Linked DNA regions of Homo sapiens: regions 2 and 3 are each linked to region 1. The links are chromatin loops, found by intact Hi-C in ENCODE. Cell type or tissue: PC-9. All regions are shown on one strand. Links, peaks and the distances in the headings refer to the core of each region. The heading gives the core; the rest is flanking DNA.

Region 1 (10,367 bases), core at 2,043-7,042:
CTCGTGACCTCAGTGATCTGCCTGACTCAGCCTCTCAAAGTTCTCGGATTATAGGCGTGAGCCACCATGCCCGGCCCTACCTCTTGGTTATTGTGAATAATGCTGTTATGAAGATGGGTTTGCAAATATCGTTTTGATTTCCTGCATTCATATCTTTTGGTTATATACCCCAAAGTGGAACTGCTGGATCATGGTAATTCTATGTGTCATATTTTGAGGAACTGCCATACTGTTTTCCACAGTGAATGCATCATTTTACATTCCCGCCAGCAATGGACAAGGGTTCCAATTTCTCCACATCCTGTCAACACTTGTTGTTTTCCAACTTTTTTGATAATAGCCATCCTAATGGATATGCATTTTTATGCTTTTATGTATTTTCAGAATCTCCTTCGGGAAGCATGTGGTATGTTTATAATAAGAAAAACAAAAATTAACGTTATGTTTTAAAACTGTGCTAGGGAATGGCTCACTGGATGTTATCCACTTTACTCCTCAATGCTGCTGGGCTAACAGTCCTCCTCCCACCCTCAGCAAGGCACAGCTAAATTCTGGGGATCATTAGTTGTCAAACACCAACTCTATGGCAAGTGGAGTGCAAGACCCTACAACCTTATGGGGCTGATATCATAACCCAATTAGCACAATCCCACTGCTGCTGCTTGGAGGCCTGGTTCTCCTTCCATGAGTGTTGCTCCTTTCTCCCCACTCCTACCCCCCACTTCAAGCTCCAAGCGATGACAGGAGTATAGAAAGGAAAGAAAAGAGATTTGGGGATTCACACAGTCCTGGGGTACAATCGCAGCTCCACAGTTGCTCAGTGATAAGATAAGCAATGTCACCTTCCTGGACCTCAGATTGCTCATCTGCTAATTGGGTGATGGTATCAGGTTCATAAGTTTGTAGGGTCTTGCACTCCACTTGCCATAGAGTCAGTGTTTGACAAATAAGGATCCCTATTCATTTCTGGAATTGTGCATAGCTTCTGCCACAGGAAGAAATACAGCATACCTACTAGTAAATACCACTTAATTGACTGATTGAAAGAAACCCGTCACTGTGAGGATCCCAATTCAATTATTTATGTCCTCTCCTGGAAGCCTCTATGGAGTGCAGGTTTCTCAAACATAGTCCTGTTCTCTTCTCCTCAAACAAAGGATCTCAGGATCAAATAAGCCTGGGAAGCACAAAGATTGTTATCTTCAAAAACAGCAAAAGAATAATAATTAACATATGAAAGGTCTGTAACCAAGAAACCTATGTTTCTCTGGCAAGACCCTGTCTCTACAAAAAAAAAAAAGAAAAAATTAGCTGGGCATGGGGGCACACGCCTGTAGTCCCAGCTACTTGGGAGCCTGAGGCAGGAGGATCACTTGAGCCCAGGAATTCAAGGCTGCAGCGAGCTATGACAGCGCCACTGCACTCCAGCCTGAGCAACAAGAAAGGCCCTGCTTCTTTAGAAAAATAAAAAAGGAGAAACCTATGTTTCTGAAACATATTGACCACTGAACACCTTTTTGGCATAACGCCAATTAACAACACATGGAGATGACTTTCCATGTGGAAACACATGGAAATAACATATCTCCAACACATGGAGATAACGCCGATTAACAACACATGGAGTGAGCAGTGCTGCTCCACTCCTCATCCGACCTGAAACCTGGAAGTCTGGTTCCTCAAGGACATCGAGCCTTGAATTTCCACATGCAAACACCTGTGAGTATGTTGGGGCTGCTGCAGATCAGCAGTCTCAAAATTCATAGAGCATGAGAATCACCAGGAAGGCTTGTTAAACCAGCGTCCTGGGCCCCAGCCTCAGTTTCTGATTCAGCAGCTCTGGGCTGGGACCCAAGAATGTGCATTTCTAACAAATTCCCAGGTGATGCTGATGCTGTTGACCCAGGGACCCCATTTTGAGAACCACTGATGCAGACAGTCAAAAACCCCTCACATACAAGTTTAATACAGGACCATACAGGAAATCTGTCTACTTTCTGCAATGCCAAAGAAATCAAGTATAATTCAGAACTTGAAACATCCATTCTCTTCTGGGACAAGTTCTTAAAGGAAGCATTTCATAGTAGTTAAGAAAATGGACTCTGGAGTCAGAAAAGAGCACGTTTGCAAGTCCCAGATCTCCCAGTGCCTGGCTGTGTGAACACAGCAAGTTATTAAAACTTCCCAAGCCACAGCCTCTTTATCTCTAAGGGAGAGAAAATCATGGCAATGCCTAGTTCATAGAATTTCTGTGATGCAGAAATAAAGCAAGCAGGATGCTTGGGGAATGCCTGGCATCTAGTAAGTGCTCAATAAAGATTGGTTATTCTTTTTAATGACTGTTATTTAATCATCTTATCTGGTAAATAGCTCATCTGCGTACTGTCAGCTGACCTCAGGATGTGACTATACAGTCGTCCCTGTCATGGGCGAATGCAGGCTGATGGCACAGGGGTAAAAGAATTTACCAAGAAAATCATAGGTCAAGAAAGGCAGATTTATTAGAGAAAGTGGGGAAATATGTTGCCTGAGAGACAATGGGCAAGTTAGCCTGAGAGAAGCTAACTTCCAGAAGACAAAAGCTTGCTGCAGATTTTAGAGAATGGAACTTGGGCTGATTGATAATGCCAAGGCAGCAGGGAGCTTAACTTGCATTCCTCTGTCAGCCTGGATGTTTGATAAATTGAGGTGTTTGATGGTGAGCAGGAAGCCCGGGAGTTATGTATGTTATCCGGGCATGAAGGCCAAATGTCTTGGGTCATATATCCTGGGCCATATGCCCTGGGCCACAAAGAAAGGCAGACCTGTAACTTATCTGGTTTCTCTTTTGTTTAAATTCTCTGGACGTGAAGAAAGGCAGATTTATAGCTTATCTGCTTTATCTCTTGCTTTCCCCTGGTCCCACCAGCCTGACTCCTTTTCCCTAATTAGGACTCCACAGTCCCCCCTTATCCATAGTTTCACTTTTCATTTTTTCAGTTACCCACAGTACAGTACAATGAGGAATTTTTGTGCTCTGTAATGAGACAGAGCACAGTCACATGACTTTTATTACAGTATATTGTTATAATTGCACAATTTTATTATTCATTACTGTTGCTCATCTGTCACTGTACCTAATTTATAAATTAAACTTTATTGCAGATATGCCTGTGTAGGAGAAAACACAGTATATACAGGTATCGGTACTATCCATCTGCAGTTCCAGGCATCCACTGGGGTCTTGGAATGTAACCCCTAAAGATAAGGGCATCTACTGTATTTGGAGACAGGGTCTTTAAAGAAGTAATTAAGTTAAAATGAGGTCATTAGGGTGGGCCCTCATCCAATATAACTGGAGCCCTTATAAGAAAAGGAGATTAGGGCACAGACTTACACTGAGAAGACAGTGTGAAGACATGGGGAGAAGACAGCCACCTACAAGCTAGGCAGAGAGGCCTGTGATGAAACCAACCCTGTCAACACCATGATCTTGGACTTCCAGATAGTAAGGACTGAGACGGTATATCCGACTTGAGCCTTAAGTCCAAGCCACCGTTCCACTATTAACTCCCACCAGGACAAGTGCAGTGGCCTGAGGGGCCCTTCTGCTTCCACTCCTGCCCTTACTCCCTGGCCTTACTGTTACAAGAGTGAACTTCACCAGTGTTAACCAGATCACACGCGTGGCTGCCTAAATTCCTCCAATATGTCACCTAATACTGAGAAGGAAATCCAAGCTCCTCACCATGGCCAACAAAGCCCTGAAAAACGGCCCCTGCCAGCCTCCCCCTACCCAGCATTTCCCCCACCCCCACCATCACCACCTCATGCCCTAAACTCCACTCAGAGTGGCGTTTTTGCTGTTTCAGAAACAAGCAAGCTAATCCTTGCCACCAGGCCTTTGCACTAGCTGGTGCTACTACGTGGAACGCTCTTCCCCCAAATTTCCTCCTGGCTGGCTTCCTCTGAGTTCAAATGTCTTCTCCTCGGAGAGGCTTTTCCCATCCATCACAAAGAAACCCTCAGCATCATCTCACGCTATTGTCTTCCTACAAGTTAGCAGTAGCTTATCACTGTCTCCCTGAGAGCAGCCACCGTAGCTATCGAATGCACTGCTGCCTCCCGGGAGCCTAGCACTTATTCCAAGGCCTTGGAGCTTAGTAAATATGTGTTGCCTGGATAATGTATGTGAAAGAGCTTTGCAAACTGTAAAGTGCTGCATAAATGTAAGATAATGTCACAAATATCAAAAAGAGCCAGCCAAATAATTCAAAGAAAATAGGAAACAAGGGGAGAAGAGGGATGAGGAATTCAGAATGAAGCTGAGAGATTTCAAGTGATGATTCAAGAAATAAACCAAGCAACCAATTTTGTTAAATATGTGAGGCCACAGGGCGAGGGAAGCACAAACCACTCCAATGATCCATTCAGGCCATGTCTGCTCCACTCAGCCATAGAAACTGCATAAATTACAGGCAGCAGCAGTTTTCCTGGAGCCAGGCAGTAGAACACTCTCCTTGGTGCCGGCCTGGGAGGAGGATCCTGGCCTGGCAAGCAGGGCTGACTCAAGCTCATTGCATTAGCCCTCCCCTCCTGCATCTGGGCCCCTCTCACCGCAGTGCTGCCTGCCCAGGACCTGCACTCCTCCAGCGGGCGGGACTGTGACTCACAGATGGCCTGTCACTCCCAGTGCCAGCACAGAGCACCACCCGTGCCTATCTTTAGAAGTTTCGCAGGCTGAAAAATCAATTTGCCCGCCTGGCACCTGGGTCTGGGGCCTCCCCGCTAACATCAGTGGCAGGCGAAATGTGGCCTCCCCTCTGCCTGCCCTGATGCGTCAGACCTTACTCAGGGTCCCGAGGGCCTGGCAGTGCCGCCCAACAGACTCCTGTGAGCTGCTGCACCCACAGGTGTGCTGGTCTGCCCCTCAGAGATAGCCAGGCCTCACCAGAAGATGCGGGCAAACACCACGCCCTAGAAAATACTGGCAAGGGGGAAGCGAATCACTTTGCATCCTGGCTGCCTGACTGGCACATTCCCCAGGTGGTCATCTGGCACCTAATCCATGTGTGGTCACAGCAAACTGGCTTGCCCAGGTGGTACAAGTTCAGCCTCTTCCTCCAAGCAGGGACCAGAGGTAAGAGAACAGCACACAACTCCACGCCTTAATAAAAAGGCCCAGGAGGCAGATTCCCAACGCAGTGACAACTCCCAGCTGGCCCCCAGGCTTCCCAACTACTGAAAATGGCCACATGTGACTCCCACAAGCCAAAGGGACCCTGTATTACTGGGTATGCGGAGAGAGAACCATCTCAGACATTTCACCATATTAATAATCTCTCTTTCAATAAAGACTCGCTGAGCACCTGGCAGTGGCAGGGTGGGTGGAATAGGGTAAGAATAAGCTGAGGAACAAGAGAAAGGAAATCTCTGGCCCTGGCCCTGTACTTTCTCCTTGCACCTGTGGGCGCTCTGTGCTCAGCCTTTGAGATTTCCAAATCCCCTCTGACCTTCTGCCTCTTCACTCACGTCTAGACACCATTTTTACAGAAACCAGGAGCTACTGCCTGTTTTGTTTTTTTTTGTTTTTTTTCCAGTAATACAGCCTAGGGCCCTGCCCACCCCACCTCCTTTTCTTTATGAGATACAGTGAAGTCCAGCTGTCCTGCAGCAGATGAAAACAGAGAGAGGGCTCTCACCCGCTAGCTCTAGTTGAGAAATGAGAATGCCCCAGAAGAGCTTAAGGGCTCAAAAGCCATCTCTGAGAATTTGCAGAAGCACAATCCTACATGTTTGCTTCCTTAATCCAAAAAAGGATCCAAGGTCATGTGTCTACAGGAGCCAGCCTGTTACGGTGAGTGAGGGGTGCTGCATTCAGCACCGGGGGATGGGGGGGAAAGGAGAGCGTGCAATGGCTCTGCCCAAACCAATCATCACCATGAGGGGACACAGGCACACAAAGGTACATTTTCAATCTTTTATTTTTTCAAAAACAGCTAGCAATCCAGATTTTTATCCAAAATCTCCTTTGTAAATATAGGCAATTGATGAAAAAAAAAATTAAAAAACAATGAAGCCACATGGGCTAAACCAAACACACCTGTAGACTGCCAGTTTGTCCCCTCTCATAGGTAGGATGGGGTGACTGAATTCTGGGGAGCACGTTCAGAGGTCGCTATCTTTCTCTGCTTCTCCCCAGAGAGGTCTTCCTAGGCTGCCTCTCAGACACACAGCACCAGCCAGAGGGCAAGGACCAACTGATAAGCCAGGAAGTGTGGCTCCCATCACTTTGAGGAGGGAATCAGGAACTCTTTGGAAACCCCTGCTGTACACCTTGCTGGTGCCATTTCCCAAATATTTGTGGTTCACCCCTCGGCTTTCAGTGTCTCTTTCCTTCTCTGCCTCCCCACCCAGGGCTAACTCCTCTCCTTCCTGAAGACTCTGTTCAAGCATCAGCTCCTCCAAAGAGCTGCCCACTAAGCAGTGCCCCTCCCTCCAGCCCCTGGGCTGGGAGGCTTCCCGGCACCTGGCATATCATGCACTCTGCATGCCCACACACAACTTCCAGGCACTTGATTGACCCTCACTAGCAGGGAGCTCCTCAAGAGAAGGGCTGGTTCTCTTCCATCCCTGTTATCCCTGCAGCCAGCGCAGATCTTGGAACACAGAGCAGCTCCACACAGAACTGAACCAGCAACTTCTCCAGGAGCAAATGTTTTCTGAGCACTGGCCTATACCAGGTGCATGCGAAGGGTGCATAAGGCCACTGAGATGAATTTGACATATCCAGGGGCTTCAGAGGATCACAGTCTCTTGGGTCTGACAGATGTTTAAGAAATCCCCATCATGTAGAGTACCCACAGCCCACCCCCCTACTCCGCCCCGCCACAGCCACCCTCCTCCCATCCTTCCTGGGTCTTGGCCACACTTGCTCTTCCTTCTGCCTGCAACATGGCCCTTTCCTGAAATCTGCTCCAAACTCCCCTTAACAAAGAGCTTTCTCTCCATGCACCCTCCATAGCACTATTTTTTCCCATTCCCTGTTTCATTTGTGCTTGTGCACTTATGGCCACCTGGCTTCTCCTGTTTCCCTATTTGTCCTGTCTGTGGTCTGTCTCCACTACTAGACCTAACCCAATGAGGGCAGGGCCTGCATCTGCTTCGTTTTCTGCAGTATGCCCGGTGCAGAGGACAGCGCCTGACCCATGGTAGGTGCACAGTAAACAGTGGTTACCCGAATGAATTTAAGAATGAGAAAGTAAGATACGTTCCAAAAGCTCTGCATGCTGCAAAGGCCTCTGAGCCTCTATATGCTGAGAGGCAGCTGGACCTCTGCCTCCTCCTTTGCACGGTGGGCAGAGCACCTGCAGAACTTTCCACTTCTCATGCCTCATCATGTGTCTGGGCTCCGGCTCCGGTGCTGCAAAGCAGGTGAAGGGCCCCCTGTGCAAGTGTAAGAGGCTAAAACGGGGGTGCCTGTGTGAGCGGCTGGTGTGGGGTGGGCACCTGCCGGTGTACGGGAGACTGAAGGGTGGAGAGGGCCTCTCATGCAGGCATGTGTGAGCAGCTGCAGGTGTGTGAGCAAATGTGCATCACTGGGGAACAGGTGTCTGTGGATGAGGGAGGAAGTGAGGGTGAGGGTGTTTGTGGACATAGGGATGTGTGTTTTTTACAAAAAAAAAAAAAACAAAAGGTGAGGGGAAGCCGGCCTGCATACATGTGCATGCATGTGAACATGCGTGTGTGAATGTGGGGAAGGGCGCATTGGTGAAAAAGGTGCTGGTGCTTTTTCTCCCTGATGCAAACTCAGGCTGGAGAGACTGGGACTAGGCAGACCCTACCCTTGGCACTCCAGGAAGAGTTCCTCCCTCTATGAAGAGCTGCCTGACCTCATTCAAGGTGTACAGAAAGAAAGCAGTGTCACCGGAACCCAGGCCTCCACCATAAATGGGCCAGAGGCAATTCCACAGCAGTAACCGGGCAGGCAAAACCACCCCTGGAAAACACAAGCTGACACGAAGGATGAGCCTCTCAGGCCCCCTGGGCGTGGGGTCCCTGGAATCCCTCTGTCCCTGGCTCCTAGTGATTTTACACCAAGGCTGAACACATAGATTTGAGGCACCAGTGCAGTGCAGGACATGGGCGTGTTATTACCAGCTCCATGGTTAATGAGCATTGCATCCACTGGGAGCAGCCAGGCTGGGGATGCTAAGACCTGCTGGGTGGTTCTGCTGAGTTGGGGCTCATGGGGCAAGAAGGCCAGTTTCTGCCAGCCCCTCCCAGCAGCAGTGAGACAAGGACACAGACACTGAAGGGCCCGTGTTCTCAGCCTCTCCCCCTCCGACTCCTGCCCATCTTCCTGGTCACATCTCCTCCCACCGTCTGCCTTGCTTGCTGAGTCCATGCATTTGTTCATTTCCCCATTCAACAAGGAGGTATCAAGCACCACTATTTCCCAGGCACATTCCTAGGGTGTAGAACTGAAAAACACAGGTAAAGTACTGCCTCCATGCAACAGACATTGTAGTTGAGGAAACAGGCGATAAGCCAAACTGATAAGAGAAATATAAGGTGTGTTAAGACAAATATAAGATGGTGACAAATGCCCCAGAGAAAATAATAAAATAGGGAAGGGAGGCAGGAAGAGGGGCCGTTAATCAGGGTAGCCAAGGAAACTCTCCAGCAGCCAGCCTCGTTCCCTCCCCAGAGGCTTCACAGCTGCTGTTCCACACACCTGAAGTACTGTTCCCTCAAAGATCCCCCATAGTTTCCTTTTCCAGGCAAGTTGATCTTGTTCCACTCATTGGCCACTTCCTTAGAAAGACCCTCCCTGGCCAACTACATAAAACAGGTTCCCCATTGCACTCACATCACTATCCCCTTAGCCTGTTTCATATTCTAAAACCAGTTCTCATTATCTGAAGTTAGTTTATTATTTATTTACTATGTTTCTGCCTCCCCCAGTGAAATATGAGGTCTCAAAGGAGAGAGGATGTGTGTCTTGCTGACCACTATATCTTCAGCACCCAGAACAGGCCAACACATGGCAGGCCCTGGGACTGAAATTTCATAGTCCACTTCTTGTTCCTTTGGGTTAAGCAATGCCCTCCCCCAGCATCCATTTAAAAATACTCTCAGGCAAGTGATACATGAAGTCATGAACACTCTAGTATGAATCCGTCACTTCTCTCTAGGGGCTGCTCAGAAATCTAGGAGCACGTGTTAGTACTGAGGGAAGGGGACAGGGCCGAAGGAAGAAGCCCACAGGCTGCCTGCCCAAGCACAGGACTGGAAGGGAGGAGGCCTGGGTGTGGTGCCAGCTCTGTCCCCAGCTTCTGGGTAACCTCTCTAAGCATCCGTTTCTTCATGACTTAGAGCTGAGAGGGAGCTCTTGGTCACCTATGCTTTGGGGACTCCAGCGGGGAGGAAATGAGTCAATTAGGAGGACATGAAGTTGGCTGCCTCCTCACTTTGCCATCAAAGACAATAGGTCTATGTTCTGATCCCTGCCTCAGACAAAATGGAGAAAACCCAAAGATAGTGGGAAGCCGCCTGCACTGTATGAATGCACGCTTGGAGAAGACTGTCTCCCTGCTGCCCAGCACCCACTGTCCACGCATGGTTACTATTAGAAAGTTAATCATGGAAAATGCTGAGGTCTCTTTCCCCAGCCCTGCACCTCTCAGCTCCACACTACAATTTCATCTTCCATATAGTGTTACCAGACAGTGCCATTGGCTCCGTCCACTCACTTGTCCCAGGCCTTTATGACCTTTCCATTCAAGCCACACACCACGTCTGCTCCACAGAGCTGTAAGACACACTGGCTTCAGCCCGCCTGGCCTGGGCCAGCACGCTGACATTTTCCATGAGTCCACATCAGCCAGTGAAATGCTCAGAGGGGATTAAGGCAACCTTCTCCATCACCCCCGAGTTGCTTTAGGAAAGAGAATAACAGCACTGACCCCTCCATTGGCAGCTGGTGATATCCACACACCATCTCTATCCAGAGATGAAAGGCTCCTTCTCCATCCTTGACTTGCAAAACAGGGATTATTTCCCACCTCACGCTTTCTGAAATATCACCAAAGATGCAGCTGTGTTTGAAGGCCAGCCTCATAAAAGGCGTAGGACCCACGTGTCAGTCAACACTCCACTGAGAAGATAATTGATTTTTTTTTTGTTTTATGATTATTTGCGGGCACTGGTTCTCTTTCCATTAGCCTGGATAATCGAGGGAAGACTGTAAAGAGTATTAATATCACGGCCAAGGTCACTCAGCTGGCTCCTGCTGCCATTCCAACCCAAAGGCTGAATTACTATGGCTTTTACTAATAATAACAAGAACAATAAATAACATGAGTGATTATAAAGCCAGGGAACTC
Region 2 (10,367 bases), core at 2,783-7,782, 97 kb before region 1:
GCTGACGGGCTGTGAAGCCCTCCTGCTAAGAACCACGGTTCTCTATGCAGATGCTGCTAAAGGAAGATTTGGCTTCCTCCCTCGCCATGCGTATCCTTGGAGTCCTTAGCACGCTCTGCCCAGCGGTCTCCAGCACTAAGAGGCTGAGCTCTGCCGGGCCTGACGCACCTGAGTGGGAGGTAGGGTTCTGACAGGGAACAGGAGAGATCAGGTTAGCACAAAACCATCTCCGCTAGCCCTTTTGGGACCAGAGTAGGGGCTGGGAAGCCCCTCTCATCCCTGGAAGCTGGATGTTCTGCCCAGCACCCTGGAACCATGGGATAGTCCCAGGATGCTTGACCCCCAGAGGGCTGTGAGAGAAGGAAGGGCCTCATGCCTCACAGCCCCTTTGTCCTCAAATTTTCCTGGTCAACATCAGAAGGCCATTTCCCCTGAGCCTTCATTGATGGACTGCGCTCTGAGTTACTCATTCCATCTGCCAGGAGCCCCACCCCACCCTCTCCCTGGCCACTCCATTGCCCCATCTCCTCTCGTCTGTTGAAACTGACCCAGCAGCCCCACATGCTGCTGTCCTCAACTGGGCACAATGCAGAAGGGCTCCTTCTCTCCTACCAAAGGGTGGGGGCAGGGGGAAGCCTTCTGGACCAGAAGCTATGAAGCCAGGCACAGGCTGTGTGCCCTGGGCCAGTCACCTAACCTCTCTGAGAAGAGTCCCTATCTGGGAGACGAGAGGGGGTGGTGAGTTAAATCCACAGTTTTCTGTACCTTGAGGCCCAGCATTGTGAGGTGCCCCAGGGGGGCTGGTTACCAAGGGAGGGCAGAGGAGGCAGGGCCCCGGACCCCGCGGAAATAAAAGCGCCTCTGCATTGAGCAATTTCACCTATTATGGTTCTGTGCTAGACTGCATCTGAGTGAAGGGATTTTCTGGGGAAAAACATTAGAAATCCCCTGAGTAAAAGTCCATAGGCCCATGTTAGCTTTTTTTTGTTTTGTTTTGTTTTGTTTTGTTTTTTGAGAAAGAGTCTCACTCTGTTGCCCAGGCTGGAGTACAGTGGCGTGATCTCAGCTCACTGCAATTTCTGCCTCCCAGGTTCAAGTGATTCTTGTGCCTCAGCCTCCCTAGTAGCTGGGATTACAGGCGTGTGTCATCATACCCGGCTAATTTTTGTATTTTTAGTACAGACAGGGTTTCACCATGTTGGCCAGGCTGGTCTCAAACTTCTGACCTCAAGTGATCCACCTGCCTCAGCCTCCCAAAGTGCTAGGATTTACAGGAGTGAGCCACCTCGCCCGGCCCCATGTTAGCTTTTTAAAAAATGCTTTGTTTCATGACAATAACTATGACATCCTGTGGCACAGTTTGGCCTAAGATCCAGAAGTGTCTGAACCTCAATACCTTAGGAAGCCCTGGGGCTGCTGGTCCCTCCCCGCGGGCTGCTCTCCTCTCCTTCGCCTCAGGTTTTCACCAGCCCCGAATGCTGGGGCTGGGTCTTCCGTGTCCCCCCTCCCATGCCAAAGAGGACATCCACCCAGCAACCTCTTTCACCTCCTGGGCGGGTTTCCCAGCCACGGGCATTCTCCCAGGTACCAATAATCCTGCATATTAGGGTATTAGGCAGATTACCCAAAGCAGCTCAAGCAAATCAAGCATAGCATGGGCACCACCAGCTGGGGTTTTCATGGCAAGAGTTCTGCAAAGGGAATGGATGGAGGAGGTGGTTACTCTGAGACTCAAGGACCAGAGAAATAGGGCAACAGGGGACCCAGGTCTTTCCTAGAGCTGGTGTCAGGAGTGGCAGAGTTCACTTCTGCCCCTGGGAAGTTGCATAGTCCAACCTCTCCCTGGCTGCCATCACTTCTCCTGCTCTGCACCCCGGAGACTCTGCACCAGCAGGGCTTAAGACATTTGCACTGATTAATTCACCTAGCAGTTACTGTGTTTGCTAACTGTGGGCTGTACCTTTAGGGAAGGGACACACTGTCCACAGATTCAGGCAACAGGAACTTATAAAGAAGCTGGGACCTAACCGATTACCCCGAGCTGTCAGAAAGCCCTGTGAGTTTACTGGGTGTCTCGGCTGGACCTACAGTGCTCCACCATTGAGGCATTTTTAGCCATTGCTTTCTGGGTGCCCTGTCCAGATTCTCACTCTTAGAAGCACCCCTGCGCTGGGTGTGAACAACTACTCTTTGGAAGTCTTCATGGTAGAAAAAGGCCAGGTGACCTTTAACAAGTCCTTACCATCTTGTGCCTCAGGTTTCTTTGTCTCAAATGCAGGGAGCCATGTAAACACTCCCCAAGGTCTGTCCAGCTCTAAACTGTCTGACCCGGAGGCCTGGATTGTTAAGTCCCTTACTTTGCACGCACTGTCTCAGCTCTGTAACCCTGGGCAAGTCAATCAAGCATCATTTCCCTCCCCCGGGAAATGCTGCAGGACAGATTCCTTTTCAGCTCTTCTCAGAGCCAGGTTCAAAGCTGCTCTCCCATTCCCTGAGGACCAAGGGGGTCAACTGGTGCTCAGGAGATCACTGATCCCCTCTTACATCTACTGTGTTCTGTCCTTGGTGATTTTACACCAACTTAATCTTCACAAGAAGCCTGCAAGATAGGAATGTTTTTTCTTTTTTTCTTTTTTCTTTTTCTTTTGAGACAGAGTCTCACTCTGTCGCCCAGGATGGAGTGCAGTGATGCAATCTCAGCTCACTGCAGCCTCCGCCTCCCAGGTTCAAACGATTCTCCTCCTCAGCCTCCCAGGTAGCTGGGATTACAGGCACCCACCACCATGCTCCAGTAATTTTTTTTTTCCTAGTAAGATGGGGTTTCAACATGTTGGATAGGCTGGTCTGGAACTCCTGACCTCAAGTGATCTGCCCGCCTCAGCCTCCCAAAGTGCTGGGATTACAGGCGTGAGCCACCACGCCTGGCTGCAAGGTAGGAATGTCATGAGGCTCAGAGAGATTGGGTAATTTTCCAAGATTACCCATCTTGTAAGTGGCAGAGCTGAAATTTCAATCTAGTCCATTCTAACTCTGAAGGCCATATTTTTTCTCTCTATTCCACACTGTCTTGGGATAGGTCCAATGTGCAAGAACAGAGATGGAATCTCCATATAAAATTCTGTTTACTACTACTACTGAAACAACCATCTCACAACCTATGGCTTCTAAGTAACAAAATCCTGTAGTACAGACATCTAAATTCAGTTATAATCCACTATGTACGGACAGAGAGTTGGAGAAATGGGCTAGGGGACGGGGATCCAACCTGGGAATACAATGCTCATTAGACATTAGATATGTTCTCAAATGGCCACATATGCTGCCTAAAATTAGTAAGGCAACCTCCAAACTTTCAGGGCTAATACATACATCCTGGCCAATGTGCCGTATTTGTAAAATAACAATCTCCTTCTCTTTCAATTAGCTTAATAAAATTGGAAAATATAAGTGACAGTCCAGAGTCCACTATCAGAGCCATAGAGACTTTGAATTGGATTAGTAGAGTCCTCAGCCAGGATGACCCTGGCAGGGTCCAAGACAGCCTGCTGTCCATCAGAGACTCGGAGACTCAGCTGCCAGTCTGCAGGGCAGCCCATCCTGCCCCAGAAGCTCAGCTCAAGACCTGCCCAGACAAGAAAACTGTGGCAGGGGCCCAGCAGGAAGGCAAAAATTACATTTGTTTCTCATCAGGGCAGACTGGGATATGGATAACCAAACACACAGGAAATCCCAAACCCTCATGTTCATAAAAGAATGCAGAAATCTTCGTGCCAAGTTAACTTTTACCGGAGGGAGCCCATTGCCATCCTGTAGACCAGGAGGAGGATCCAGCCCCCAAGGAGCCTCACTCTCCTCAGCAAAGGCTCCTGCAGGTAGCTCACAGGTGCTCTGTTCCCATGGGTCCTGCATGGCCACAGGGCAGTGCTGCCCCTGATGTGGTACGGAATGAAAAGCCTCAGTACAGCGCACTGTGTGTGTCAGTGGAAGACAACTGATGAAGGGCCTCTCCCAGGAAGAACTGTCCTTTTCTTTGACATTATATCGTTACTCCTTTGTTGGGTATTAACATGTCCTTTTAATGAAATGACAATGGTGGCAGAGCTGGCATTTGACAGTTTCTTTTTTTATGTTTTTGCTTGTCAAAATAAAAAGCTGGTGGCCTTGTGATATTCTGTTTTATAAAAATTCATTGATTATCCCACAAAAAGTCTAGGAACCACTCCCCTAGCCCAAATGCCTCATTCTACAGGCAGGAAATTTAAGGCCCCAATATTCCACACTCATAGTGGCCAGGTTCCCCTCGAAAAATGTGGCTTTCAGACTTCAGGGGCCCAGGGTGTGTCTGTCACACTAGCCAGAGGCAGCCTTGGGGCCAGGAAAGGTAGGGTCTGAGGGATGGAGGCATGGTCTCTCAGGGCTGGAGGAGCTCTGCAAGCTGCTGGCCCACACAATAGGGGAAAGGGGAAGGCAAGCATTTTCAGAGCTCAGGGCCATACCAACCGCCTGAGTTCCTGGCATCTAATGCCTTCACTACCACTACTGCAGGAAATGCACAGAACTATAACAACCTCCCGGGAAATACTACAAGTGTTACCGTGGCCCCAAGCCACCACCCAAGGGGCAACTGGGAAGAAAGAATTCAACCACAGATAGCAGATAGGATGAATTGTTTATGGTTGAATATTCCCTTCAGAGTCAACAGAGGACTCCAAGCAATTTGGAGTAAAAAGATGAGTAACCCGAGAGCAATGTAAGTCACAGCCCAGTGCCCCACACGGAAGGGAACACGGTCATCCCCTTCGCTGCTGTTCTTTGCTTCCCACCACTACCACCTTCATCACACACGTGTGCTTATTCTCTAGCAGTCAGGGCAGAGTCTGCCTGATTTGCCCACTCCACATCCTCAAAGCCTGAACAGCACCTAGCACACGGTGAGCATTTCACAGTGCACTGAAATAATAAATGAAGAAATTCTGTTTTTTGTTCTGTCCTGCTTTGTTTTCACTCTTCGCTCATATCTTCTGGAATCTCAAAAATCCTGCCAAGTCCACAATGCCCTAAGCATAGAAGTCAAACTCCTCAAGGCCTGATCTTCAAGGCCTGGAGCTGAGGCTGCCGGCTGCCCTCCCCACTCGTCACTGACCTGCTCTTCCACCTGACTTCTCGGCTATGACTTGGTCCTCCTGACTGCCACACCTCCGTGCTGGCTGTTCCCACTCCTGGGATGCTCTCCCCATTGCTCCCCAACCATCTTCATCCTCCCTGATCAAATCCCAGAGGTGCAGTGAAGTTCTCCTTCCTGGCTAGATCTCCCCAAAGCTCTCCCTGTCCTGTCTCCAGGGCCCACATCTGCTCCCCCAATTCCACATGGGACAGGTACTTAGCTGTCTTTTGGTCCATGCATGTTGCATTGCCCCAGTTAGCCTGGACAATCCTTGAAGGCAAGGCCTATATACCTTTTATGCCCAAAGTGTTTGGCATACAGCAATGTGCTTAACAGACACGTACCGATTGAGTAAATTAAATCTCTGCTCAGTGGGCACTGGAAAAGCAAGAGCTTTCCCAGGCATCACTGACGTCTGGGTAAACCAGGCCAGTTTCCATGACTTGAAGCTTAAACTGGGGGTTGGCTCCTAACTGCTGTTCCTCAGGGCAGCTACATTTTCAAATAAAAACACTAAATCCCAAATGAGATCAGATGACATGGAGCTTCTGAGAGGCACATGCCCTACCAGGCATGTCAGTCAAAAGAAAGATGAATGTTCTTGTTTACAAAAGGATTTGTCCCGTGCCAGGAAAATTTCCACCATGATTTAGGACCTAATCCAGTCTGTGCCTATAGACCTCACCAACTGAACATGTTCCCGCTTCTTCCATTTGCTGAACTTGGATGGGGCTTGGCTTCGGGTCAAAAGAGCTGTCCCAATTAGGTCGTCAGACAGCCTTTCCCCACACTTAAGATGATCCCCATTCAGGAAACCAAGGGCTAGCAAGACAGACAGACTTTGGGAGGCAGAAAGATGGCCAGGTTACCAGGCATACAGCGGCAGTCAGGATCTACCGCTCCGAGCACAGCCCAGCCTGAGGAACCAGGCTCCCAGAGCTGCCCTGCTCCCTGGACTCTGCCTCTGACCTCACCCCTTGGAAGAACTGGCTGGGTTCCAAAACTTCAGCCTCTATGTCCCTGGGTTCCCACACACCCTAGTTTGGATCTAGGTCTCCAACACAGCAGCCAAACACAAGAGAGTCCAGAGCAGTTGCTAATGTGAAATAAAAACAATTCAACAGCCCAGGGAAAGGAGACAGGACTTCTTTTTCCATTGGATTCAGAGAACTCCTTCTCCTTTTCCTTCTCGATCCCTAATGGGAGTTAAGGATGGCAAGCGCCTGGCCCTGCAAAGCCTCAACTCTCTACTTGGCTCCGCTAGACCCATCAATCTTCTCTCCATGGCCTGGGACCCCTCCAACCCTGGACGTCGAGAGAGACTCGGCAGCTGTGAGAACCTTCTTTCTCAAGTAAGGTTTTTTTCCAAAATTATATCAGGTTTCCTTCTACCCCAGCTTGTCAGTGGGGGACTCTTTTGCCTAACATGGTTGAGGAATGTCTTAGAAACTGGTGTGATTCAATCTGGCTTCTGATGAGGTTTTCCACCCAGACAGAGCTCACCGAGTGTCTGGAAGTGTCGGTTCCCTACACCCAGGGGCATCCACACCCTGTCCCCATCTCCAGACCTCAGTGAGGAGGATACCCTTGACAAAGTGGCTGGTCCAGCCCTACGATGAAGTTGGATCCAGAAAAAGAGCCAAGAGGAAGCCAAAAGGACTTGCCCACACACTTGCATCCACGGGGGCCTCCCTCCTACCATGTCCCCTCTTTCCCCCAACTTTCTAAATTGGTGAATCTACTTGCAACACACCCAGTATAAATAATTGAAGAGCTCCCGATGGAAGTGGCTCAATAATTGAAATCTCAAAAGGCACACACCTTTCTTTTAGAAGAGAGGGCCACCTCATTCAGACTTCTCCAGGGGAAGTCGTTCTTCCCCTCATTCCTTTTCAGACTGGCCTCCTTCTACAAATACAGATTTTAACCAGAGGGTAATTGTTAGAAAGTGCAGTTTGCAAAAATGTCAGTAACCTGAATGCCAAGTTTACTAATGAATTGTGACTAGGCTGTTGTTAGTGCCGCCACACTCTCACCTGAAGACCCACAATCTCCCCTGGACAGAGGGAAACTGGCTGTCCCTCTGTTACTGCTCAGCTACTGCACTGAGGTGGGGTGGCACCAGGGGGACTGGCATGAAGGTCACATGAGGGGAGAGTTCCTTTTACATCTCAGAAGTCTCTTATTATAAGGATCTGCCAACTGCAAGGAGAGAAGAGCCCTGCAGAGCAGAGGGACCTGCCAGAGCGCTGCAGGCATCAACTTTGCTGGCGTCTTGGAAAGACGCCCCACGTCTCCATAACAACTAACCATCCAGCCCTTAGCACTGACAGGGATGGAGACCTTTTTTGGAGGAGCAGATCCGGAAGAAAGGTCAGGTGGTTACCTGAATCCCAAGTCTCTTTGTTTTGTTTTGTTTTGTTTTTCTCCTTTTGCAGCTGTTTTTCTTACTAGAAGCTAGGCAGAAAGAGTTGTTACTCAGATTTCTTGAACTTGAGACGTCAAAGGTGAGACGCCAGCCAAGGAGAAGGGATGGTCAGGGAAGCTTCTGGGGATACCGACAGTATTTTATTTTTTGAACTCAGTGGTAGTGACACAAATTTTCTATAATAATTTGCTATTTTGTAATTTTTCATTTTATAGACTTTTCTGTCTATACTATTTTTTTAAAGTCTTTAAAAAATAAATTGGGCAAACTGCTCTTCAGGGACCCATCGTCATTGCCAGCATTTATTAAGTATCTTCTGGCACAGGACAGAAATCAGTCTGCAAATCACCCTGTGTCACAGCCCTGGAAAGCAGGACTGAGAACCAGAAAACTTCAGTGGAAGTCATTGGTCCCAGTGGCCAAAGCACCAAACTGAAGAAGAAAGTGAAGAGGTCAGGGGCAATCACAACAAGTCATAGGATCAATGGGCTAGAGGCCCCAGAGAACTTGTTGATGCAGTTTGCTGTTATCCCAGCTTTAGAGCTCTGCCTATAAACAAAGTCATAGAGAGGGGAATGTGATTCATGATTTGTACCTGCCTTGGAAGGGCCTGAAGTGAATTGGGGTACGCAGGGCCCTGGCCATCAGTGAAAGAGTGGGTCTTCTGCTGCCCTGCTGATCCACTGCTGAGGGTAACTCATGGTCCCAGCACAGCCTTCACTGAACTGTCAGGCACATGAAGCAATCAGGAGTCTAGATTGAGTTTCCAAAACAGGAGCACCTCTTTGCTCTCTGTAAGCCTCCACTGATGGCTCATGCCAGCCACATGGCTCCCCTAGCCTCCCCTGCACCCACCGGAGGCTGTTAATAGACCTGTCATTGTGCTCATGTTGGATTAATGACCACTGTTCTCCTTCCCAAATCCTACACATTGTTTAAGAGAAAGCCTAAACGCTGCCTCTGCCATGAAGCCTCTCCAGACCTCTTCAGTAGAGCTAACGTCTCCAGGGCTGTTTGCTCAATACTTCCTTTCAGGTATCAGTCCCCTCAGATATCACTTGTTTCTCTGCTTATCAGTCCTCATTACATTCTAGTCCAGTGGCTACATCCATCAGTCTCCCGGCTAAGAACCTGAGGTCAGGAGCCAGGGCTTATTAATTCTTATATTTCATAGCATCTAGCACTGGGCCTGGTGGATTTGTAGCAGGTGTGCAACAAACAATCAATATTTATTAATATATCAGGGTCCAAGAGCACAGACCCAGTAACCAGGAAGGAAGGTTCTTTAGGTTGTCAGAGAACACAAAGGGCCTGGCAGGAGGGAGGCCAAGCATCACAGAGAACCTTCACCTTTCAAATCTACCCACTTCTCTCCATCTCAGCTTCTCTCCCCTGGTTGACTCCTAAGCTTCATAATCATTTACATTGTATCATGCAATGGTACAATTCCCACTTAGTTCTGCCCCTCATTCTCCACACTGAAGCCAGAGAGATACCACAAGGTTTCTATCAGTCACATCATGCCTGTGCTTAAACTCTTCTCAGGGACTCCCCCTTGCTCTTAGGCAAAAGTTAAGGCCCTCAGCATGGCCGTCGAAGATGCTCTGGCACATCTGGCCTTTGCCAGGCATCTGGCCACATACTGAAATACTCTTGGCCTCACCTCCCTTAATCCACAGCAATACTGGACATTCTTGCATTCCTTCAATGAGCACTCCTCTTTTCTAATTCAGGGATCTGCATGTCCTAGGTTTCCTTTTCCTGTAACAACCTTCTTCACACAGTCATATTCCAGATGTCCTACTCATATTTAAGATCTCTCCCCAGGAAGCCTTTCCTAACTCACCCTCCACCTCCACTCCACCACCACCATTGCTATCAGTCAATAAAACCTTCCAATCATGTGGTCTTTGCACTGCTCCTTCATAACACTCAAGGCATTTGCAAGTACTTGTTCAGGGCCTCTTTGCTTCACTAGACTAGAGGTGGGCAAATTGTTTCTGTAAAGGGCCAGATAGGAAATATTTTAGGCTTTAGCATATGGTCTCTGTTGCAACTATTCAGCTCTGTTGCTGGGGGGCAAAAGTGGCCTTAGACAATATATAAACAAAGGAGTGTGGTTGTATTCCAGCGGAATTTTATTTAGAGACATTGAAATCAGAATTTCATACCATTTCATGTTTCATGAAATATTCTTCATTTAAAATTTTTGTTCAACTATTTAAAAATGTGAAAACCATTCTTAGCTAATGGGCCATACAAAAACAGATGGCAGGCCAGACTTGGCCCACAGCCTGTGGTGTGCCAGCTCCTGCACTAGACTATCAGTTTCCTAGAGACGGAAGCCACGTCTTGTTCACAGATGTATCTCTCCAGCACAGTGTCTTGTTCTCACAAGGCGGTTCATAAAAATTCACTGAATGCCTTGATATGTGGACTAGAGCCATGTTTCCCAGTGTAAATTCACGGAACACCAGTCTGATGGGAAACTCCATACAAAAGGGACACTTCTCTTTGCAGTGAAATCTGGAAATGCCATCATTCCTCTTCTAACAAATGTTCAATGCTCACTGCATACAGCATAGCAAAAGCTCAGAGATAGCCTTCAGTCAAGGAACCTGTTCAACATAGACCAATACAATGCTGCCCACACTCATTTTGACCAAATAACTTTCTTCTTTAACCCAAAATATCTGCCAGTGTCCAAGGGCAGCCCCACTGAAAAGTGATGCAGTGAGGAGAGACGGCAGAATTTAGAGGAATGGGTCTCAAACT
Region 3 (10,367 bases), core at 3,655-8,654, 93 kb after region 1:
GTTGCGGTGAGCTGAGGTCACGCCATTGCACTGCAGCCTGGGTGACAGAGCGAAACTCCATCTCAAACACACACACACACACACATGCACACACACATATGCGCACATGCACACACACACATACACAGACACACCTTGTTCAAGGTCACATAGTCAGTAGGTGACAGCGCCCAGGCATGCACCAAGGGCTTCTGTTCCAGTCCTTAAGCTCACTCCACTCCACCACTCCCCCTCCCAGGCTCCAGGGTATGCTTGTCAAACTGCCTAACACAGTGACAGCCACATAATGGGCACTTAATGATTCTCCCCAGATTCAGATGGTCAGACATCCCTCCCACTGAGCAAAGTCAATTTTCTCATCTGCGAAGCAAAAGAGAGACTTCATCTTGGCCCTTCACAGGCAGGAAGGTCTGACTGCCTGGCTTTTACGGTCAGCCCTTGCCACCTTTGCAAAATGTATTCAGAAACATGATCTCCTTTGAGCTTCACACCTCTAAGAGGCAGGGTCTCGGCAGAGAAGGTCACTGGGGCTCACGTGGGGAAGGTTCTGCCTGAGGTCCCATGCTGAACTAGCACACTCACATCCAGGGACATCAGCCACCTTTACTATCTCCACCCCAAAGCCTCATGAGTGAAAAGGACGGACGATCTCTAAGATGTCATGAAAACACGGAGATACAATTGAACCTATCTTCAAACCCAAATGTGTGCCATTGACTAATGTGTGATGTCCACTCTCTAAATGGTGAAGTGAAGAAGCAGTCAGCATAAGATTCCGCCAATCAAGCACAAATAACACCATCGCCTTAGACTCGGACCATGTGATGACCTTTATACCCGTGGATTACATATTGACTCTCCTTTCATAATCTAGGCACCAAAATATCTGCTGGCAGCTTATTCCCATCAGCTGCAGGACAAAGTAGCTTCTGCATTTGGTTCCAAGACAGGAGTCAGCAAGACACTGGAGGCCACAGTCCAATCCCAATGGTCTGTTTATTGTCTGAGGTCATTACCATGGTGTCTCCTCTCCCCGGGCCCTGGTAAGCACCAAGGCCACTTTATTTGTCAGTGACTCAACCAGGAACCACATGGACTTCAAGGCAACCTCCTGGCCCTCAAGGACACAGAGTAGCTAAGCCAAGGATACAGCAAATTTTTTGGACCAAGAGCCAAAGCAGGTGGCGCAGACTCTGCTAATGATCAGATCCAGGCAGTACAGAGTTCTGAGCAAGGGATATAGCAGGAGTCCAGCTCCAGCTCCCTTGATTTCGAGAAGAGCCACACCACCTAAGAAACTCACCTTGCTCCTCATCAAAACTGCCCTATTCTAAATGGCACTGAGAATGAGACTGTCCTTTATACTTTTCACCATCCCAGTTGGTGGGAGGGGTCTTTTGAATGTATTCCCACTTGTGAGGGACACAAAACTCACCAATGCCTGACAGCAAAATCTGGGGGCAGGCTTCCCAGGTCTCCCATGTCTGCCCTGGCACTGAAGCCTGGTTTGGGGGAGACGGGGATGCGCTTGTGATAATGCCAACTCTTCAGGTTCTGAGCACTCTCATGTCTGTCATAGAATAGGATAGGGGTTCACTATTGTAGCATGACACGGGCTCAGAAAGGCCACCTATTGTATGAGCACATTTAGATGGAATGGCCACAAGGGGCAAATCCGTACAGACAGACAGCAGTTCAGTAGCGTCTGAGGCTGGGGAAGGAGGGGTGTGGGGAGTGACTGCTCATGGGTATGGGGTTTGTTTCTTTTAGGTTGATGAAAATGTTCTGGAATTAAATAATAGCAATGATTGCACAACTCTCTGTATATACTAAAAACCACTGCAAATGAGTAAATTTTATAGCATGTGAGTGATACCTCAATAAAGCTCGGTTTTTAAAATTTGATGGTGTAGAAGAATATGGAGGTAGCACACTAGGAGGTGCTTCCCTGCCCCACAAGCTGTCTGTCATTTGTCACCTGGGCACTGGGCACATATCAGTCCTACCTAGCAGCCCTTGCAATCCTACCATAGGAGACCAGCACCCCACACGGGCATTTGTTCAGCCCTCCAGCAGCCCCTCCTGCCAGCCAACCACCCTCATCCCTCCCGTGGATTTCGGGGTTCTGAGTAACCAAAGCAAGCATGGGAACATTCTCAGAGCATGTCCAGGGGACACCTCCGGGAATATGCATTCATCTCAGAGGGGAGCTGAGTGCTTATTTGACAAGCACAATGTAACCAAGCCAAGAATGGGGAAGGGTATGAAACAAGAGAGGCGGCCCTCTTCCTTCTCAGGGAAGCCGGGGCTGGCAGGAAGTGGGGCTGCAAGTCCAACAGCTGACACCATCGTCTATGTTCCTCTGAGCTGTGTGCAAGGAAGAGTACAGTCTGGGGCTGCAGGCATGACAGACTTCAGAGGGAAACAAATCAGGCATAAAAACTGCTAGAGGTTCCATTAGCAAGACAGAGCAAAAAATAGGATTCCCACATCCCCCCTGGTGCCCTCAGGGCTCCTTGTACCACTAAAAATAAAGCAACAGGCAATGGTGTTTTTAATGCCAGCGTTCGCAGGACTTCCTGCAGAGTCAGGCTTGCACAGCTTCCTTCGGTCCCCCCCACCCATCTCCACCCCCTCAGCCATGGATTTCTGCAGCACCAGGGGCCAGCAAGGAGCCCAGGACTGAATGAGATGCGTCCATGGATCATGAGGCTGAGATAGATTTCCCTCTGTTGTCCCACTTCAAGGATGCAGTCTGGAGCTTGCAATCCAAACAGGGAGACAGGTTCTGTGTCCCTTCAGGAGAACAGGGTCTGAGCATTTGTGTCATAAGCAGGGAAGGAGAGGGACCTCAGATCCAGTCCATGATTGGACACACCTCCCTCTAACCTCTGGCATCCTGGCAGGCATCTGGGAGGAGGAGTTAGAAGAGGAAACAGCTGGGGCCGTAAGTCAGGCGAGTTCACACCCAACCACCTGCCCCATTACACAGCAGAAAGCACCTCCCTTACTCCTTCCACAGCCCACACCCCACAACCCAGCCCCCAGGGCTGCCCAGTACTAGCTCTTGACAGAGGACTCTAGTCTCTCAGATCAAGAACAGCCCTCAGAAAGGCAATATGGCTCTCAGTGATTCTAAGTGCAGACACTGGCATTGGGCTGCCTGATTCAAATCCTGCCTCTGCCACTTGCTACATGTGTGGCCTTAGACAAGTTACTTAACCTCAGTTCCCCTACCTGCAACATGAGGTTAATGACATTTCCTGCCTCCAGGACTAATGTGAATTGCTCACAACGGTGCCTGACACATAAAGGTGTGTGATAAAGGCCAGATATTACTGGGGACCAACTAACACTATCTTTCCTAGGGAGCCACTGGCATCTGAGGCTGGCAGCCTTCTCTTGATTCTCCAGGTTGCCCTGTGTGCAGCAGGATGCCAACTTGTCCTGGCCCCGAGGAAGTGAATGCTAGGAGTTGCTCCTCTAGTCTAGGTGACAATCAAGTCAGTTCAGTGGTAGGGACAGGATTCAAACCAAGCTTTGTCTGACCCTAAGCCCATGGCTTTCACTACCATTCTACACTAAACTATCACCTGCAAAACCCACAGTGGGCATAAAAAGCCTCTTTTGTCAAGGACAGTGAGGGACATAGTAACAGAAACTGAAAGAGAAGAAAAAAAGAAGTCTCAAGAAAAAACAATCAGCAGGCATGATATTTATTTTAGTTTTTAAAAGTTGTTGGCCAGGCACAGTGGCTCACTTCTATAATCCCAGTACTTTGGGAGGCTGAGGCAGGAGGATCACTTGAGGCCAGCAGTTCAAGACCAGCCTGGGCAACAGAATGAGACCTCATTTCTACCCCCAAAAAATTTACTTAATTAAAAAAAATTAGCTGGGCATGGTGGTGTGCACCTATGTCGCTTGAACTCAGGAGGTGGAGGCTACAGTGAGCTATGATTGCACCACTGCACTCCAGCCTGCACAACAGAGCAAAACCCCATCCCCCGCCCCCCAAAAAAAAGAGTTGCCTAATTCTTCATCTCAGGTCCCTTTTAGAAAAACTTATGTCATATCCCATAAACCAGGCTATCATTCCTTCCTAAAGATTAGTAGACCTAAGTAGGCAACTAGAAAAACAACACATCCGTCTGAGGTCTCAGGCTCACCTGGAAATGCAGGTCCTGGCCTCCCTGCCTCCACCCTCCCCCACCCCTTCCTTGTCAGGCAGCTTGGGCCACCCACCATATGCCGCTGCAGCCCATAAAGACTCTGGAACATTTCAAAGGCCTTGGCCCCCATCAGGTGTGGCTCCAAAAAACACAGGGTCACCTATAAAAGGTTGAGCACAAGGAAACAGCCATAAAACCCGCAGTCCTAACAGCAGACACCCAGTGGCCAGAACAAAGCAGCCAGCTGCCGGGCTTTCCAGGAACCACAGAGGGACATCCCTCCCAAGGACCGCGCCCAGCCGCAGCCCAGGGGCACATGGCTGAAAGGTCCTCAGAGGCCACCTGGTAAGAAGGGCCCTGTGTTGGGTGCTTGCTAGTTGCCAGGGACTGTCCCGGATGCCCTCCTTGAAGAGGGTTAAGGAGGTAACACAGGAAAGAGCTGGCATGGTGCCTGCAGCCCTGAGGGCCTCTAAAAGAGATGCTTCATCTTTCCTGAGCTTCAAAGCACCCGGCAAGTGGGACGTGATTCCCATCTTTTAGGCGGCAAAACTGAGGCCCTGAGGAGTAACACAACTAGGAAGTGAGCTTCAAGCCAAGTCTGTCTGTTCATCTCATGCTTTCTCGTGGGTTCCTGGAGAGGTCAGATGATGGGCTGTCAGTGCTCAAAGGGGCCTGGAGACCTCCCAGCCCTCTGCTGGGTACCCTCCCTACACAGTGCAGCCAGGCTTCCAAGGCAGCCTCCCTCCTCTGCTGGGACAGTCGTCAGGGGTGTTTCAGAAGGAGCAAGCCCCGAGCAGCCTCCCCACACTCTGGCCCAGTTGAGGGAGGTGACAGGGCGCCATCTCCTGCTCCCTTTCTGGAAAGCTTTCCCACATCCCAGGCCAGGCCCTGCAGGCCCTCAGGCTGGCTGATACATGGCAATGACAACAGAAATGGCTCACACTTGGTAGGTGCTTCCTAACTGCCACATCCTTTACACACAACTGCACAAATGCTCTACATCAGGGATGCCCATGTTATAGAAAACTAGGACTTATGGAGGATGTGCAACTTCCCCAAGGTCATGCAGCTATCAGCAGCCGAGCTGGAACTGAATCCATGGTCCTCACCATGCCACGCTACCCTGCTTCTGCCTGAACGCAAGCAGGTGCAGATAAGCCGCAACACCCATGACTATACCCACACACTACCATCTTCCCAGCCGCATGGCAGTGCTGCGGCCTAGACCCATGGCTCAGGCTCTGCCATCCACCCTTGGTGCAGCCCTCCAGCCTCCCAGACACCCCTGCATCAGCCTCTCTCTAGGTAACAGATAATACTGCTGAAATACCAGGCTGGCTTTAAGTTTTGGGTCCCACTGTCCCACTGTCCTAAGTCCCACTCTGACCTGTGGGACTAAAAGGAGGGATGGGACAATCATTGCTGTACAAGCAGCTCCTCCAGAGAAATGCCCAGACCCAGAGCAGCAACCCCTCATGGCCCTCAAAAAGGCATCTTTGGCCAGGCACAGTGGCTCACACCTGTAATCCCAGTGCTTTGGGAGGCCAAGAGGGGACGATCGCTTGAGGCTGGGAGTTCAAGACCCCATCTCTACAAAATAATTAAAAAATTAGCTGGGCACAGTAGTGCGCACCTGTAGTCCTAGCTACTTGGGAGGCTGATGTGGGAGGATCACTTGAGCTCAGGAGTTCAAGGCTGCAGTAAGTTATGACCATGCCACTGCACTCTAGCCTGGGCAACAGAGTGAGACTATCTCTTAAAGAAAAGAAAAAAGGCACCCCTTCCTAGAGTCCAGAAAGACGTCTGTATCTGGCAGTGCCCGTCTTCCTAAGTCCTTTCTGAGGGTCCTGAGCTGAGGGGAGCCAAGGATGCAGCTTCACTCCATCACTGGGTGGTCTCCTCTGGGAACTTGGAGTATTCCCTTCCTGCAGCAGGAAGAGCCACCAAGAGTTTATCGTGTTCAGTCCTTTTAGTCACCTAATGCCCACAGGCACCTTGACACCATACAAAGAACCCCTCTGGGGAAGCCAACAACCCCAAAACCCGTGCAACCCTTGCACCCTCTGCAGCCAGCCCTTGGTAGTGGCCTTACTGTACTCTCCCTCTCCATGACTCAGTTTGCCTCCAATAAGCCCTGGGGCCTCAAGTTCAGACTCACCCAACTAGACAGACCAGAAGTGAGCCTCTGCCCTGACATCTTCAGGCACTCTTTTGTCAACTACTCACAAGGATTTATCAGATAGGAAGGGAAAAGGACAGAAAGAACTGTGGGATAAGGAAGGCTCTGAATGTCAGAAAAGGGTCTGAGTAGGATGATTTGAGACTGAAGAAGCTACGTGGTATCACTTAGGAGCAATAAAGGAAAGATTAGGGCAGGTGAGGAGGATAATGGACAGTGGAGCCTGGCCAGTGCCAGCTGACGGACTAGACCGATCTTCCTACCTCTGCTTGCAAAAGGCATTGCTTCCTGCTTAGCATGCCTCACTGATTCCCATAAAAATGGCATTCATCTATATGCTGAGGTGGGCTGAATCATGGCCCTAGAAGATGTCCACGTCCTCATCCCTGGAATCTGTGACTGCGACCTTAACTGGCACAAGGGACTCTACAGACATAATTTAATTAAGGACCTTGAGATGAAGAGATTAGCCTGGATCATCCAGGTGGGCCCTAAATGCAATCACAAAGGTCCTTCAAAGAGGGAGGTAGAGGGAGATTTGACACAGAAGAGAAAGTAAGAGATGTGATGATGGAAACTGAGATGGAGCAATGTGCTTTGGATACGGAGCAGAAAGCCACAAGACTGGGGATGCAGGTGGCTACTGGAAGCTGCAAAAGGCAAGAAAAACGACTTGCCCCTCAGAGCCTCCAGAAGGAACCAGCCCTGCAGACGCTTTGACTTTAAAAGCCCAGGGAAACTGATTTCCGACTTCTCGCCTTCAGAACTGTAGGAGTATATTTGTGTTATCTTAAGGCACTATGTTTGTGGTCGTTACAGCAGCAAGGGAAAACTGACACCCACACTCAGCCACTCGAGAGGTCCCTTCTCCTGCTCAACACTGCTAGCCATTAGGGGTTAAGTAATTCACAAAAGAGACCCATCCCTGCCTTCCCGTAACATATTGTCATCCTCTTTCCTCCATCCTCTTTCCTAGGGTCCCTGTGGCCTGGACTATGCTGCTTTCTGCCTAAGTCCTCCCCGTCCTTCCAGCTCTCATTCCTTCCATGAAGCTTTGTTCCAGCCTCAGAGTCTTCAAAGACACCATTCCTCTGCACGTCCCCCTGCACCCACCCCTGGCTAATGCCTCTTCATCCTGTAGATCTCATTTCTTTTTTTTGGAGACAGGGTCTCACTCTGTTGCCCAGGTAGGAGTGCAATGATACAATCTTGGTTCACTGCAACCTCCACCTCCCAGGCTCAAGCAATCATCCCATCTCAGCCTCAAGAGTAGCTGGGACTACGGGGATGTGCCACCACGCCTGGCTAATTTTTTGTATTTTTCGTAGAGATGGAGTTTTGCCATGTTGCCCAGGCTGGTCTCAAACTCCTGGGCTCAAGCGATCCACCCGCCTTGACCTCTGAAAGTGCTGGGGTTACAGTCATGAGTCACCATGCCGGGCCTGTAGGTCTCATTTCTGCAGGGAAGCCTTCCCTGAGCCCCGGCCAAGGAGAGGATGCACCCCCACACACACACGCATTATAGTCCATAGTCTCTCATCACACTCCAGGCTGAAGTGTGCATATACGTGTGTAAGAGGGGATTATCTGTTCAATCTAGTCACTGATGATGGAATTGCTCAGACCTCTGAGGGCAGGGACCTTGGTTGTCCTGTTCACCAGTGAATCAACTCTCAGCCTGTTATAGACACTTGCATTGATCTCCCTCTGCCCAGAACTGCTTTATTTAACATCTCTATCAAAAAGAACCGTTGCATAGACATTTTTCCAAGGAAGGCATACAAATGGCCCACAGGTATATAAAAAGGTGCTCAACATCACTAATCATCAGGGCTACACAATCAAAGCCACGATGAGTTATAACCTCACACCTGTTAAAATGGCTATAAGCAAAAAAAGAGAGAGAGAGAGAGCAAGTGCTGGTGTGGGTATAAAGAAAAGAGAACCCTGTTACACTGTTGGTGGGACTGTAAATTGATAAAGTCATTATGGAAAACAGTATGGAGGTTCCTCAGAAAAATCAAAAATAGAACTACCATATGATCCAGCAATCTCACTACTGGTTATATATCCAAAGGAAATGAAATCAGTACGTCAAAGAGATGTCTGCATTCCAATGTTCACAGCAGCATTATTCACAATAGCCAAGAAATCGAACCTATCTAAGTGCCCACCAACGGATGATGGATAAAGAAATTGTGGTACATGTACACAGTGGAACACTATTCAGCCTTTAAAAAAGAAGGATATCCTGCCATTTCCAACAACATGGATGAACCTAGAGGACAGTATGTTAAGTGAAATAAGCCAGGGATAGGAAGACAAATACTACGTGATCTAATTTATATGTGGACTCTTAAAAAGTTGAGCTCATAGGAGCAGAAAGCAGAACAGTGGTTACCAGGGGCTGGGATGGGAGAGGAATGCTGGTCAAAGAGTACAAACTTTCAGTTAAACAGGAGGAATAAATTCAAGACATCTATTACTGTACATCATGGTGATAACAATTAATAACAATGTATTGTATTCTTGAAAACTGCTAAGAAAAGAGATTTTCAGTGTTCTCACCACAAAAAATAGGTATATGAGATAATGCATACGATAATTAGCTCAATTCAGCCATTCCACAATGTATACATATTTCAAAACAACATGTTGTATACAATAAACAAGTACAATTTTTATTTATCCAGAGAAAATTTTAATAATAAGTGTTCATTTTAAAAAAAAAAATACAGCCAATTGGCACTCTCAGGCCTGCGTCAGGAACAAGAGGAAGTCAGGGCTCAAGTTTCAAAAACACAGACTGAAAATAAAGCCCCAAACATACTCAAGGATGGAACTCCCCACAGCCTGTCAGCAGTGGACAAAACCTTCCATAGCAGAAGCTGCAAGTAAAAGATGTCTGTGTGGGAGGAACCATTTAGAAAAAGCAGTAACAAGGCGATGAAAACAGAAACAAGGCGGCCAGTCACCCACCATCCCCAATTCGCCCAAAGGCCAGGTCACCCTGTTCCCACCCTGCACCAGCTGCTCCTCTGCCTGCGGCTTTCTGGCCCAAATCCTGTGTGGCCCTCACTTTCTCCTCAGTCCTGCCTCTGCCATATGACCATCTCCTCCTCAAAAGAGGCTTCTCTGGCTACCCACCAAAGCAGCCCCTCTAACACACACAATCCCATCCCCTGTTCAGTGGTCTCATGGTGCCACTGTAAATTATCTCATTCATTGATTTACTGAAGTGTTGATTATCTGCACCCCCCACCACACACACTGAAACCCAACCCAGCCCTTTCTGTTGCAGTTTCCCAGGGCTTCAGACAGTCCTTGGCACATAGAGGGTGCCGGAGAATCCAGAATGACCCTCACTGTGCATATCCATAGCTGCCCTCACTGAGCCGCAGCCTCGGGCTGCCCCAAAAGGTAAGCGGAGTACAAGGGTGGAGGCTCTCTCTCTCTCTAGCACAGAATCTCTTTCTTCCAGAGTCGGCCAGCGGTGCTGTCTCTTTTCTGCTGGGAAAGATAGGAATGGAGATTCCTTGAGGTCAGACACAGTAGATCCTAGTCAGAAACTCCCATTGGCTAAGTGAGAGAAGCCAGACACAAAAGGCCACATATTGTGTGATTCCACTTATATGAAGTGTCCAGATCAGGCACATCCAGAGAGCCCACACAGAGTAGACCAGCCAGGGACTGGGAGCAGAGGGAATAGGGAGTGACTGCTTAATGGTACAGGACTTCCTTTTGGAGTGATGAAAATGTAGATAATAATGATGGTTACACAACTTTGCGAATAAGCTAAAAAACTACCGAACTGTATGTACACTTTAAAAGAAGGAATTTTATCTCAATTAAAAAAACAAAAAAGCACTTATTGAAAAATGCCATGGAGTGGTTAGCAGAGCAAAGCTCTGGAGTCCAACTGTCCAGGCTCAATTCCTGGCTTAAGCCATGAGCTATGTGAACTGAGCCAAATTACTTGGCCTCTCTGTGCCTCTGCTTCCTTGTCTGTAAATGGGGGT

The links. Hi-C counts contacts between places; a loop is a spot of excess contacts. Peaks named below come from ENCODE experiments on the same cell type or tissue, not always from the same donor. Only the 100,000 strongest peaks of a DNase experiment are listed, where the experiment ranks them.
Region 2: a loop joins it to region 1, with 4 times the contacts of the local background. A loop is called at or near these places in 4 of 110 quality-filtered maps.
Region 3: a loop joins it to region 1, with 5 times the contacts of the local background. A loop is called at or near these places in 4 of 110 quality-filtered maps.

Annotation. Positions count from the first base shown.
Region 1 is chr10:77,509,342-77,519,708 of GRCh38, forward strand. All of the region lies in intron 1 of KCNMA1 (potassium calcium-activated channel subfamily M alpha 1), which reads right to left. It overlaps LOC124902464 (a long non-coding RNA gene), which reads right to left. Exons shown (of 2, transcript XR_007062205.1): 2 at 7,656-10,367. Among named protein-coding and RNA genes, the nearest start is that of KCNMA1, 120 kb to the right of the region's middle. In PC-9, for the core only: no CTCF peak of the experiment used is centred there; DNase peaks (open chromatin) are centred at 4,800 and 4,940; H3K4me3 peaks cover 1,389 bases; H3K27ac peaks cover 3,251 bases.
Region 2 is chr10:77,411,863-77,422,229 of GRCh38, forward strand. The region is part of intron 1 of KCNMA1 (potassium calcium-activated channel subfamily M alpha 1); the gene reads right to left. Among named protein-coding and RNA genes, the nearest start is that of KCNMA1-AS3, 66 kb to the left of the region's middle. In PC-9, for the core only: no CTCF peak of the experiment used is centred there; DNase peaks (open chromatin) are centred at 4,749 and 5,019; H3K4me3 peaks cover 931 bases; H3K27ac peaks cover 2,502 bases.
Region 3 is chr10:77,600,683-77,611,049 of GRCh38, forward strand. The region is part of intron 1 of KCNMA1 (potassium calcium-activated channel subfamily M alpha 1); the gene reads right to left. Among named protein-coding and RNA genes, the nearest start is that of KCNMA1, 32 kb to the right of the region's middle. In PC-9, for the core only: CTCF peaks have their summits at 5,005 and 6,243; DNase peaks (open chromatin) are centred at 4,469 and 6,309.